Regions from separate parts of the Homo sapiens genome. Here region 2 is linked to region 1. Evidence: chromatin contacts called from ENCODE Hi-C or POLR2A ChIA-PET data. All regions are on one chromosome and are shown on one strand. The core of a region is the stretch at or near the end of the contact, and the rest is flanking DNA. Distances in the headings are between cores, read along the strand shown.

The links. Hi-C counts contacts between places; a loop is a spot of excess contacts on that map. ChIA-PET counts read pairs that join two places held with the same protein, here RNA polymerase II (POLR2A). Pooled maps may share reads with other maps.
Region 2: a loop to region 1 is called in a pooled map, with 10 times the contacts of the local background. The contact joins two enhancer-like sites. A Hi-C loop is called at or near these places in 4 of 37 single-sample maps with no recorded cell type and 9 of 50 pooled maps. POLR2A ChIA-PET finds 5 or more read pairs at or near these places in 1 of 52 experiments (activated T-cell).

What each region holds. Positions count from the first base shown.
Region 1 is chr18:58,301,244-58,307,310 of GRCh38, reverse strand. The region is part of intron 5 of NEDD4L (NEDD4 like E3 ubiquitin protein ligase); the gene reads right to left. Among named protein-coding and RNA genes, the nearest start is that of MIR122HG, 140 kb to the left of the region's middle. Within about 2 kb of position 3,755, at least 3 of the 41 ENCODE cell types and tissues checked have a DNase peak (open chromatin) inside an H3K27ac peak, as active enhancers do.
Region 2 is chr18:58,760,623-58,767,141 of GRCh38, reverse strand. All of the region lies in intron 1 of LOC105372146 (a long non-coding RNA gene), which reads left to right. Among named protein-coding and RNA genes, the nearest start is that of LINC01926, 50 kb to the left of the region's middle. RefSeq lists enhancers at 2,719-2,988, 5,110-5,159. Within about 2 kb of position 5,246, at least 5 of the 41 ENCODE cell types and tissues checked have a DNase peak (open chromatin) inside an H3K27ac peak, as active enhancers do.

The DNA.
Region 1 (6,067 bases), core at 2,506-5,005:
GGAGTCCTGCTAGTGTGCTTCCTGCCTCGCAGACTGAATCCTAGGTACCATCCAAGAAGACGAGGGGCCAGGCTCCTCCCTGCTGCAAATGGCTCCAACTTCCCAAGGCTCCACCCCAGTGCGCACTCCTCCCAGTGTGCGGGTCGGTCAGAGGCTCTCCCGGGGAGCCATTTCCACCTGGCTGTCTCAGATCCTTTCCTCCTTTAGCCATATTTTGGCTGAAATCACATCTCTGCCCAGTGGACTCCACCAAAGTTGGCTGGGGGAAAAGCTCCAGCTTTACTCTGGGGAGAAACTCAGGATTGCAAGGAATAACAAGCCAACCTGTAGCTCATCTATCATGTGCCAAACACTGCTATAAGGAGGTTAAGAAACTTGCCTGGGCATGGTGGCTCACGCCTGTAATCCCAGCACTTTGGGAAGCTGAGGTGGGTGAATCACCTGAGGTCAGGAGTTCGAGAACAGCCTGGCCAACATGGTGAAACCCGGTCTGTACTAAAGTACTAAAAATACAAAAATTAGCCGGGCGTGGTGGCGGTTGCCTGTAATCTCAGCTACTTGGGAGGCTGAGGCAGGAGAATTGCTTGAACCCAAAAGGCAGAGGTTACAGTGAGCTGAGATTGCACCATTGCACTCCAGCCTGGGTGACAAGAGCAAAATTCCATTTCAAAAAAAAAAAAGAAGAAAGAAACTTGCCCAAAGTCATAGAGCTAGTAGGTAGTGGCCCAAACATGAACCCAGGCAGTCTTCCATCATGATGCAGAACCTGTACTTCATGTACCAGAGTTGTAAGGAAAACATGAACAGGCTCCCCGAATCCCTCCTCAAAAATCCTAGTATGCTATGCTGCCATCCCCAACTCCATATCCCCTCATGGATTATGCTTGCCAAATCTTGCCATGTGCCCTTCCTTCCTCATCTATATTTTAATATAAAAATGAAATGAGTAACGTATGAGCTTGAAAGAGAAAACAAATGGAATTGAATAGTTTTTATTCTTTTACTTCACCCCCCTCATCTCCCCCACCCCTGATATCTTTTAAAGCAGAGCTCTTCAAACTGGAGCATGCACAGCTCTGGGGATATACAAAGACATTCCAGGGGACTTGGACATGGACAATTCTAGAGAAATCATTTTCTAGATCCTTCCATATGTCCTCTTCCTTGAAACCGATCTGGCATGAGAACAGTGCTTGCCTTCTGTGGCTCTCCTTTCCTGCTTACCCTTTCTAAATCACAACCCTCCATCCCTGCCTTTCCAAAGAAAGACATACTCCTCACCCTTCTTGAATCATACACCATGGTCCACTTTGCTGGGTATAAAAGCCACTGGAGGACAAAATAATGAAGGAACAGAATCTATCATAAAGTCAAACTATTAACTAGGTTGTTATAAAAACATTTCCCTGAAAACTTCTAAGTAGTTAAAGCTAAGTCTCCCGGCTCCCTCCCCTCCCCACCCGACACAACAATTTTAGATGACAGCAATGGAAAAGAAAAATTCCTTCTTTCCACACACCAGCTTGATGAGAAAAGTGTGGAGAGGAAAACTTCAAAACTTTGTAAAACAAATTAAACCAAAGATTATATGTATTTTGAACGTATACCATATAAAACAAGGATGTCCAAGGATGAGGAGAAACTTCCATTAACTAGATTTCGGAGTCTAGCAGGTGCTCGTTTAGGCAGAGAGTATGGGCCTCCTTCTCCCTACAATCCACTGAAGACACACTGAGAAACAGGGCCCAACTCACTCTTTTTCTAGTCTCTTTATGACAGAGTAACACCAGCAGGTACTGGAGCAGAATGCGCAGCACTGAGGTGTGCCATTAACCAGAGGTGCCCAGGCTGCTTAGACACTGGAATCCCTGCAAAGTTCTCAAATCACTGTACCCAGGCCTCACCTCAGAAAATTAAATTTCTGGTGGAGGGGCTCAGTTGTAGGTGTGATTTAAAAGCCCTCTATCTTATTCTAATTTTTGGCCAGGGCTGACAACCACTGGGTGAAGCTACCCGTTTTCCTTGTTCACAAAAGAGAAACTATAATTACTTATTAAACTAGTGGAGTGACACTGATCAGCAAACTGATACTAAATTGCAATCTCAGAGTATATGATAGGTTCCCCTCCTTCTCCAGCTCTCCTCACTTGTGCCTCTGCTGTTCTCCTAAATGAGAAATCGCTGGGCCCATTTACATATGGAGGTAAAAATAACTGCCTGGGCCCGGAATGCAGATGGGATGCAGAAGATGGTGCATTTCTGGCTGCCCCTGTTTGGAACCCTAGCCCTCTGGCCTGATAGGGCTGGGATATTAATAGGAGTAAGATTCACAGGTGCACAAAGCACAGGGATTTCACTGGTCATAGCCAAGGGATATCTGGCTGCCACTCTAACACTGGGGCTAAAAAGACAAATCCCATTTCAAAATAGAACCAGAGAATGTGATCTTTAGGAGGGACCTCAAAAGTCATTTAGTGCAACATACATCTTAGGCTTGTATCCTCATCCATCCCCTCTTTCAAGTGGTTGCTCACCCTGCTTAGCTTTGAACATCATCAGTGATGGGGAGCTAACTACATAATGGGTTTGTGGAAAGCGGATGGGTTTTGGACATATAGATGGCTAGTTTAAAATCCCATGTCTATCTAGAAGTAGCTGAACAACCAAAGGAAGGTTTCTCAATCACCAAAGGCCAATCTCATCCAAAGTGAGGATAAAAACCACTTTATCTTGCACAGTCATTGATATTACATGGGAAAATTAGATTCAACAAATGTTCTTTCTTTCTTTTTTAATTGAGACAGAGTCTTGTTATGTTGCCCAGGCTGAAGTGCAGTGTCACAAACATAGCTCACTGTAGCCTCAAACTCCTGGGTCCAAGCAATCCTCCCACTTCAGCCTCCTGAGTAGCTAAGACTACAGGCATGTACTACCACATCAGGCTAATTTTTTTTTTTTTTTTTTGTAGAGACAGGGTCTTGTCCAGGTGGTCTCAAAGTCCTGGGCTTAAGTGATCCTCCCACCTCGGCTTCCCAAAGTGCTGAGATTACAGGTATGAGCCACTGCCCCTGGCCAATAAATGTTACTTCTGACTAGGGTATCTCAAAGTCAGCATCATTAACATTTGGAGCTAGATAATTCTTTCCGTGAGGGCTGTCCTATGCTTCGTAAGGTATTTGGAAGCATCTCTGGCTTCTGCTCACTAGATATAGCAGCAACTCTCACCCCTCAGTTTTGTGCAATCCAAAACTGTCAAACGTCCCTGGGAGGCAGGTGTGGGGTCAGGGGGAAGAAGTGCTCCCAGTTGAGGACTACTGTCCAATCCTACTCCCTCCCCTCCACTCTGGAAGGTGTCCATTCCATCTTTGGGCAACTCTATAAGAATGTTCTAGTAATCTGGTGTTCATTTTTCTTTAACTCCTATCTCCTTGAAACATCAAAAGAAAAGTAATGTAAGTTTCTGTAACCAGAAAGTGGCAGGACTAGGATTTCAACCAGAATCTCTTCCATGCTAACACTCAAGAGTGAAACAGTTATTTGTTTCCACTATTTCTTAGTGGCTAATCTCTACCACGGGTCAGGATGGCTTAATTTGAAGAAAGTTACATCCTTATCCTCTAGCTGCTTTTCCTTTTGCCCCCAGAGTACTTAGAAAAAGATCAGCAAGCAAAGCTCCATGTACCAGAGTATTTCCTTATTAACGGGTAAAACAGAGAGTGTGACATAGTTCACTATGTGGCTGCCAGGGAAATCCCCAAGAAGCTGAGACCAAAGGCGGAGCTCCTTGCAAGACTGAGTTGTGTTTAAGATCAAGAGCAAAAGTTACACAGTTTCCAGAATAAGGAGCCAGGCTACATAGGGCTATTAATGGGAACACACAGTGGGGCTAGCATCAAAGCCAGGAAAGCCCAGGAACATGAGAGAGGAAATGTGAGGGTGCTTTAGAGAAAAGCCCAGAGGAGCAAAATGCCCCAAATATTCACTTCAATGTCGTGTCAAAAGCCTTCAACAATCAAACTACCAAAAACAATAAGAATGAGCATCCTAGGCACCAACCTTTGACTCTTTATGTCTCAAAACACAAGATCAACCTGGGAGAGAAAAGTTCCATTCATTACTCATGACTTTTTCCAAGAATCACTGTGTACATGGGCTACAATTCAAGTGCCCATGCTTGCAAGAAGTGGTTGTGCACCTCTGCCATTTGGAAAACCCACCAGGATGAGTCAAGTAAGGCCCCAGGAGCAGGGCTGCCCAGTGCTGACGGCAGGTGTCTACTTCACTTTTGCATTCTGATGCCTCTCTTGCCTCACCCTAGTCTCAGTCCTGAAATCCACTTCTGTTGCACTGCATGCCCTCTACTGACGACTACAAGGTAGAAGAGATGAGGAAAGCACTATCTCCAAGAAGTACATCACCTCGAAGCATGTGTTCAAAGTCACAGGTGGAGATCTGAAGTACGCCGTGGGAGGGGTCCTCCCAGGCCTGGGGCATGGAGCCTTGGGTACTGTTGCTTGCTGGGAAAGAGCTAGCTAAATGGGCACCAATCCTTCCCTGGACAAGGGTCCTCATCTGGAAAATGGGGCTAAGACCATCTGCGTGTTCTATTTCATAAACTGGTACATATCTCAGATGTCAGGGTATATGAAAGGCTGCTGCAAGTTACTATTGAATGTTATTAAGCTACTGTCAATATTTTAAATTGACTGTTGAGAAATAGGAGTAGTAGTGGGTCCCTGCCAAGGCTGGCCAACTGGAAAGCATACAGTTATTTTCAGAAAGCCAGTGGTTCAATTCATCTGGTCTCCAATGAAGGAACTGTTGTGTTGCAGAGTTCAGTGTGTGCAATTTGAGAAACCCTGTTCTATTCTGTGAGGACAAAGTATATGAACGAGCTTTAAAAAAAGTGGGATGGAATGTTAGAAAGTATCCCTTAAAAAATAATTTCATAAAGCAATGAAAGGTAGCATAAGGAGCAAGATGCAAGACTAAATAAGGCTAAAAAACGTGCTCTAACCTCAAAACGGGGACACTCTCTTGGGATTTTAGAAATGACTTCTTTTTTTCCCCTTTAAAACATTATCTAGTGGGAAGCTATTCACCAATGTGTATACATGATACACTGAAGAGGCCATTTACGTATATGCTGGTTGTATGAAACATGAAGCCTATAATCCCAAAGAAAATTGTGTCATCAACAGTAATCCTCAGGCTAGACGACAAAAGATTCCGAAATCTACAAAGTAACTGGGATACCAAGCAGCACTAACCCAGGAGCTTCAGTTACATTCTCTCACTATGCTGAAGTTCTTAGTGAATCCCCCTATCACCGGGGCAGGGGCAACAAGGGGATGTGATGCGTTCCATCACACTTCCAAGTGCACACTGGTGGGCACCTCCATAGGGCGCCTGTAGGGAATCAAAGGGCATGGCACCAGTGGTAACTCACCTCTGATGACAGAGCTGGGCTTGGGGCCTGGGCACAGTTTCTTGGTCATCCTAAACATTAATGGGTATTCTGCATTCAACTCCATGATATTTCAATGGCTAGAACTAAGGCTGCAGAAATACGCACCATGTTTCTACCGTACGATTCACAGACAACAGCTTGAAAAAACACAGGCTGCTCCAACAATCACAGGGACCCTGGCAGAACTGTTCAGCTGCACTCCCTCTGACCCTGAGTAAGCTCCCTAGCCTCTCTGAGCGTCTCTCAAGTGGAGATAATAGTTTATAATCCAATGCATTATTAGAGGAATCATGAAGATATGCACAAAACTAGCATAAGGTCTGAAAGACAGCAGATGTCTGAGAGGTAAATTAGACTGTTATTCTACAGGGTACCTCCCTGGAAAGAAAACCAGAGAGAGTGACACATTGCAGGGGGCACTTAGGAGCTGGCCTACATAGTCACAGCTATAAACTATATAGATGATTCCCACATAACTTTCAACCTTCCCATTGATCAAAGCGCCCAATTTCATTAAAATTCAACTTCTAATGACTATATTCATGGGCTGAATTTTACTAGAACACGAGGAGGAGAAGGGGTCAGTGAATAGCAATG
Region 2 (6,519 bases), core at 3,997-6,496, 460 kb before region 1:
GTTCCTCGATCTGAATCCCAGTGACCTTCACTTCCAATTTACTCAATCCACCCCCACTCATGACCACCCCAGAACTGGCCAGCACTTACACTAGCAGAAGTGTTTTCGAAATCTTACACTTCAGTATTCCACCTTCTGACAACGCCCACCTATCCTTCCAGGTATCGTAATGTAAATGATTTTTTATTTGCTCATTTTCTTTCCAGGTTATCCAGTTTTTTTGCCTCTCCTTTTACTATCAGATCTTTCTAGCTTTTAAAAATTTTCCTGAGTGTATACATTACTGATCCCTTGAACTTTTTTCAAGTTCTTGAACTCTCTTGCACATCCATTCCCTCATTTATTCACTCAGTAAACATCCACTGAGCGTCAGGGACTGTGTCAGGGACGAGGACACATGATGTCTGCCCACAGAGCTTAGAGTGAAAGAAGGCAAAAAACACGTTCACAATTATACAACTTTGCATGAGAAAAATGCTGGGAATGAAAGCAACAGGCTGCCAGGTTGGAGAATAAAGTGGAGAACTGCAAGAGGAGAGTCTTCAGGGATGGCTTCAGAAAAGGTTCTTTGAATGTCACCAAATTGAGGCCATATGGAAACATTGACGAGGATGGTTTTTTGTTTTTAGGAGAAAAGTGTTGGGATTGAAACACTTTCAGAGTTAGTAAAAGTGGACTGGGTGCAGTGGCTCTGATGCCTGTAATCCCAGCACTTTGGGAGGCCAAGGTGGGTGGATCCCTTGATTCTAGGATTTGGAGACCAGCCTGGGCAACACAGTGAGACCCCATGTCTACAAAAATTTAAAAATTAGCCAGGCATAGTGGCACATGCTTGTGGTCCCAGCTAATTGGGAGGCTGAGGTGGGAGGATCTCTTGAGCTCACTGTGATTGCGCCACCGCACTTCAACCTGGATGACAGAATAAGACTCTGTCTAAAAAAACAGAATTAGTAAAAGTGACAAAGTAGAGATACAAGTAGAAATAGAGATGGCTCACCTAGGCTCTGTTTTGGCAGTTTAGAGAGGGGAAGCAGAGAAAATGGCAGATACTAGAGCAGGCAGGACTGGCTCCTTGTTAAAAAATTATTAAGAATTTAAAAACAGTGACGGCAGAATATTAAACCAGGCACAGGGTGCTGTGTGTCTGTAGAGGTCTCATGCCCACGAAGCTGGCTCTGACAGCATGCCTGTGTGCCAGTGAGAATAATTGGTCAAAATGAGGCATATTGATCATATTAGAGGGGAGATAACCAAAGAAATGAAATTTAGGAAAGACAAAAAGGAGATGGAGAGGCTGGGCATGGTGGCTCACACCTGTAATCCGAGCACTTTGGGAGGCTGAGATGGGAGGATCACTTGAGCCCAGGAGGTTGAGACCAGCCTGGGTGACATAGCAAGACCCTGTCTACAAAAATAAAAATAAATTAGCTGGGCATGGTGACATGTGCTTATAGTCCAGCTACTCGGGAGGCTGAGGTGGGAGGATTGCTTGAGCCCAGGAGGTTGAGGCTGCAGTGAGCTATGATTATACCACTGTACTCTAGCCTGGGCTAGAGAGTGAGAACCTGTCTCTAAAAGAAAATAAATAAAAGGGGATGCAACCCAGAGTCTACGTGGAGGGGTTAGACAGGAGTGACAAGTCCTCCATTGTAACAGGAAGAAAGAAAACTATCGATGCAAGAGGGTTAATAATACGCTGTGATGGCTTCAGTTTTTCAGTGACGGGTGAAGCAAGGCTCTCAGGAGTGGGAGGGTAGGAGGAGAAGGAGAATGAGGGGCTTAAGTAGAGAGAAGTGTGTGGAAGTTGGTGGGGGTTGGAGTTTTGCCAGTTGAAAGTAAAAGAATGGATCAGGGGAGTTGGTGTTTGTGAGAGCGAATAGACGAAACAAAGAATCTGGTTAGACAAGAAAATAAGTCGAGATTTGAGTGAAATAAGAGGGGTCAAGTGTTAGCATCTTGATTCTGGTGACTTGTGATATTGAAGGGGCACTTGAGAAAGTGGGCTGAAAGATAGGGCTTTGTAATCAGAGAGGACAAAATTTAAATCCATGATTTTGGAAGAGTGTAATTTTTGTGATGACAAGGTCCAGGATATCTCTTGGGTGGTGTATGGTTGGGTTACAAGAAGTCTCTGTGGATGAGGAAGCCAAAGAGCCAAGAGAAGAATTGTGTGGGTCATCAACGTGGAGTTGAAATTACCAGGAATGATGAGGGCATAGGATGGAGCTAAGCTTTCAGGTCAAGTGCTAAGTCTTCACTCTTCTCTCAAGATGGGAAAATAATGCACCATTAAAATTATTTTTTCTGCTAGGCACGGTGGCTTACACCTATAATCCCAGCACTTTGAGAGGCTGAGGTGGGAGAATTGCTTGAGCCCAGGAGTTTAAGACCAGCCTGGGCAATATAGCAAGACCCATCCCTACAAAAAATAAACAAAATTAGCGGGGCATAGTGGAGAATCACTTGAGCCCTGGCGGTCGAGGCTGCAGTGAGCCGTGATCAAGCCACTGCACTCCAGCCTGGGTGACAGACACCCTGTCTAAAAAAAAATTTTTTTTTCTTGCAACAGCATTTCTAAGTTTTGCGAACTCCTCTCTCCTCCCACTTCATTAGAGAGATCAAATCTCCGTGGGACTGAAGGGGGCACAGTTCTTCCTTTGAGCCAGGAGGGGGAGCAAGAGACTGCAACAGAAGGCTCTGAATCTAAACGAAGCCTTTCGGAAGACAAAGGGGTGGATCACAAAGGAGCTTGCGGTTCCCCTCCGCCTTTCTGCATTAGTTTCCTAGGGTTGTTCTAATAAATTACCACTAGCTTGGGCCTTACAATAGTGGGCATTTATCCTCTCATAGCTGGAGTGCAGTGGCTCCACCTCCTGGGTTCCAGCAGTTCTCCTGCTTTAGCCTCCCAAGTAGCTGGGACTACAGGTGTGTGCCACTGCACCTGGCTAATTTTTGTATTTTTAGTAGAGATGGGGTTTCACCATGTTAGCCAGGCTGGTCTCGAACTCCTGACCCTCAAGTGATCTGCCTACCTCAGCTTCCTAAAGTGCTGGGATTACAGGCGTGAGCTACCACGCCGGGGCCAATGATTTGCTTTTTTAAAAAAACAAAAACCAAACAGCCTCAGAAATTTTGAACTACTTTCTCTAAAAGAAACCAGCTTTATTGAGAAATAATTCACATGCCAGACATTCACCAATTTAGTATATTTGTAGATCATTGATCATCACAATCAATTTTAGAACATTTTTTTATCACCCTAAAAGAGTCCCCATACCCATTGGCAGTCCCTTCCGGTTTCTCCCACCTTCCCGGGCCCCCAGTCCCTGGTAGCCTACCCTATCACTAGAGATTTGCCTTTCCTGGACTCTTCACAGAAATGGAGTCAGACAGTAGAAATGCAGTCTTTTAAATTATTTATGGGCCGAGCTGGGCGCTGTGGCTCACGCCTGTAATCCCAGCAATTTAGGACGCCAAGGTAGACAGATTACTTGAGGTTAGGAGTTTGAGACCAGCCTGGCCAACATGGTGAAATCCCGTTGCTACTAAAAATGCAAAAATCAGCTGGGCATGGTGGTGCACACCCCTAATCCCAGCTACTGAGGAAGCTGAGGTAGGAGAATCAATTGAACCCAGGAGGCAGAAGTTGGAGTGAGCCGAGATCATGCCACTGCACTCCAGCCTGGGTGATAGAGTGAGATTCTGTCTCAAAAATTAAAAAAAAAAAAGATTTATGGTGAACAGCGGGTTAGATGTCATTCTTTTGATTTTAGGGTTGTATTCAAGTATAAGACTCATTCTTTTCACAATGAGCGGTTAGAGCAGCAAAGCTGTAGATATCTGAAGACTTTGAGAGCTTAGGGAATAGGAGGATCATCTGGGGTCCCCCCTTTCTCTCTCCTTCCCCCGCAGCCCTCTCCTTTGCCACCAGCAGCCGAGAGAACAGTCTTGGGGGAAAGAAAACACAGAAGCTCAGTGCTGCGGGGAGAGGGGAATGAAGGCGTGATAAGAGACATGCGGGGGCTGTTCCTGGCTCGCTCACCTCCTTGTCCTCTTCCTCACCGAAACCACAGAGTCTCCCCCAGCCTTGCAGCAGAAGTGTGGTCGTGCCTCTGCAGTAAGCTGGGTGTAGGACTGGCTGGCCAGCATCTGCAGTCTATGCTGAGTACCTGTGCCTGGGTGACCCTTCCCCCGCGACTCCAGTGTGACCTTCCTTCCCAAGCCTCTTGTTGCCCTGGGGTCTTCCACATTCAGCTGTGTCAAGCTCAGGGAATACAGGAGGAAAATGGGATCGCCTCAAAGTTAGGGGCTGGGGGATGAGTTGCCGCAGGTACTAACAGGCAAACCTGCCCTGTTCCTCCAGCCGGGTGCCAGTGGTAGTTGACAGGGAAAGGGCCCTTGAGGAAGAGAGCAAGTGGGGAGAGAGAGGGAGAGACAGAGAGGATGGAGAAGTTGGAGGTCTCTGTGGTGGCCCAAGGGGGCAGTGGGGCCTGGAGGAGGTGGTTGGGCATCTGCTCCCACTAACCCATGGGCCACCTGGTCCCTTTGCCACGGACCCTGCTATGGGCAGCCATGGTGGGGTGGAGGCGTGTCCCTGGCACCCCCATGTCTCCCCGCATGAGTTTCCTGAGGAACCTGTGGGCATCCCGACGCCCTCTGGGTTTCACCTGGAGGACCACTGCTCACAAGTGGCCTCTCCTTATTTCTTTGAGCAACTTGAACTCTGTGAAAAGAACGTGGGCTCCACGGAGGCCTGTGCCAGCGGAGACAGGAAACATCACCGCTGTTTTCAAGATGGTTCCATTCACTCTTTGTCCTAGTGACCCTGTACTCAGCTCCCATTGTGATGGCTTGGGCGGGGGGATGGGCATGTTTTCTGGATAGTTCCACTGCCTCTGCCCCACTGCATGCAAGCCTGGTCAGCCTGGTGAGGGAGGGCATGCTCAGGCCCCCACCAGCCCCGGGCCTGCTGTCCTTCAGTGGCCTGTGTTCTGAAGACACAGGTGCATCTCTGTCACCCACTACCCACCAAGTCACAAACACCTGGGGCGGGAAGGAAGGTAAATGTTCCTCAAGGGATAGTGTGTATATGAGGGTGGGGTGCGTGGCTGGGAGGCGCACAAATGGCAGCATCCACTTAGGAGCCTGTACCCATCTTCCAGCAGGTCAGCACGGCTGAAGCCAGCAAATTTGTTGTGTTCTCTGGGCCTTAGCAGTCACGACCTTGGACCACGAGATGTGCCCTTGTCGCATTTATTTAAAGAGTTGAAATCTGAAAGGTGCATTAGAAATCGTTCTATTTATAGAGTCACTCTAAATACACTGTGGTGGAAGATGGCCAAGAGCTATTGTGAAGTGAAAGTAGGAACTGGAAAACGGTGAGCTCAGCATGATCTCACATATGCACATATGTGTACACCTGTGTGTATACATGTATAAAAGATATCTGTACACATGTATGTGTATAATACTCATACGTGTGTGTGCATATGTGTGTGTGTGTCCATATGGTCTGGAGATTTATATGCATAATACAACCGGAAGAAATATACACTGAAGAGATAGCATTATCTCTTGAAAGTGAGATTGGGATTATGTGGGGAGGGGAACTTTTAAACATTAATTTACGGAAAAGAAACGGAAAAATGTTCTGGTTCAGTCTAGCCAGGGTAAGTTTGAGACCTGGGCCCCAGGGTGACTTTCACCTCAACCACTGCTCTCTGCCAGTGCCACGCTGCCTGTGGCCTGGCCCTTGCTGTGAGTGTTTACGACCACAAAATTTACTTTTCCTGGAAGTGGTTTCTTCTGATGGCTGGAGAATGTTTATGACATTGTCCATCTCTGTTTCTCCTTAATGAAATTGCCTGGCAGCCGCGGTATTTTAGAGAAGTCTTAACCCCTACTCACTCTCCATTTAGCTTTCCATTCCATTTTCCATGGGAATGGCTGCTCTGACATCAGAATAGGCAATGGCAGCAGGAAGCAGTATCATCAAAGGTGCGAGTTTGAACTCTGGGGAGAGAGGTGTTCATAGGGTAATTTTTGCAACAGTTGGAAAATGCTCTACTGGACAGGGCTGGCTTTTGCTAAGAGGCTCAACAGGAGTTGGTCCATGTGCTGCATTCTCATTTTCACTCCCCAGTTACTCCCTGGGCCACCTGCCTGCCGCAGCACCTGAAGTCAAGTCACCAGAGGCTCAACTTTCTGGTCCATGTGTGGCTGTTTCTTTTTCTATTTATTTTTGTATTTTATTTATTTATTTTTTGTGATGGAGACTTGCTCTGTCACCAGGCTGGCACGATCTTGGCTCACTGCAACCTCCGCCTCATAGGTTCAAGTGATTCCCCTGCCTCAGCCTCCAGAGTAGCTGGGACTACAGGCACGCGCCACCATGCCCAGCTAATTTTTTTGTATTTTAGTAGAGACGGGGTTTCACCATGTTGGCCAGGATTGTCTTGTTCTCTTGACCTCGTGATCCGCCCATCTTGGCCTCCCAAAGTACTGGGATTACAGGCGTGA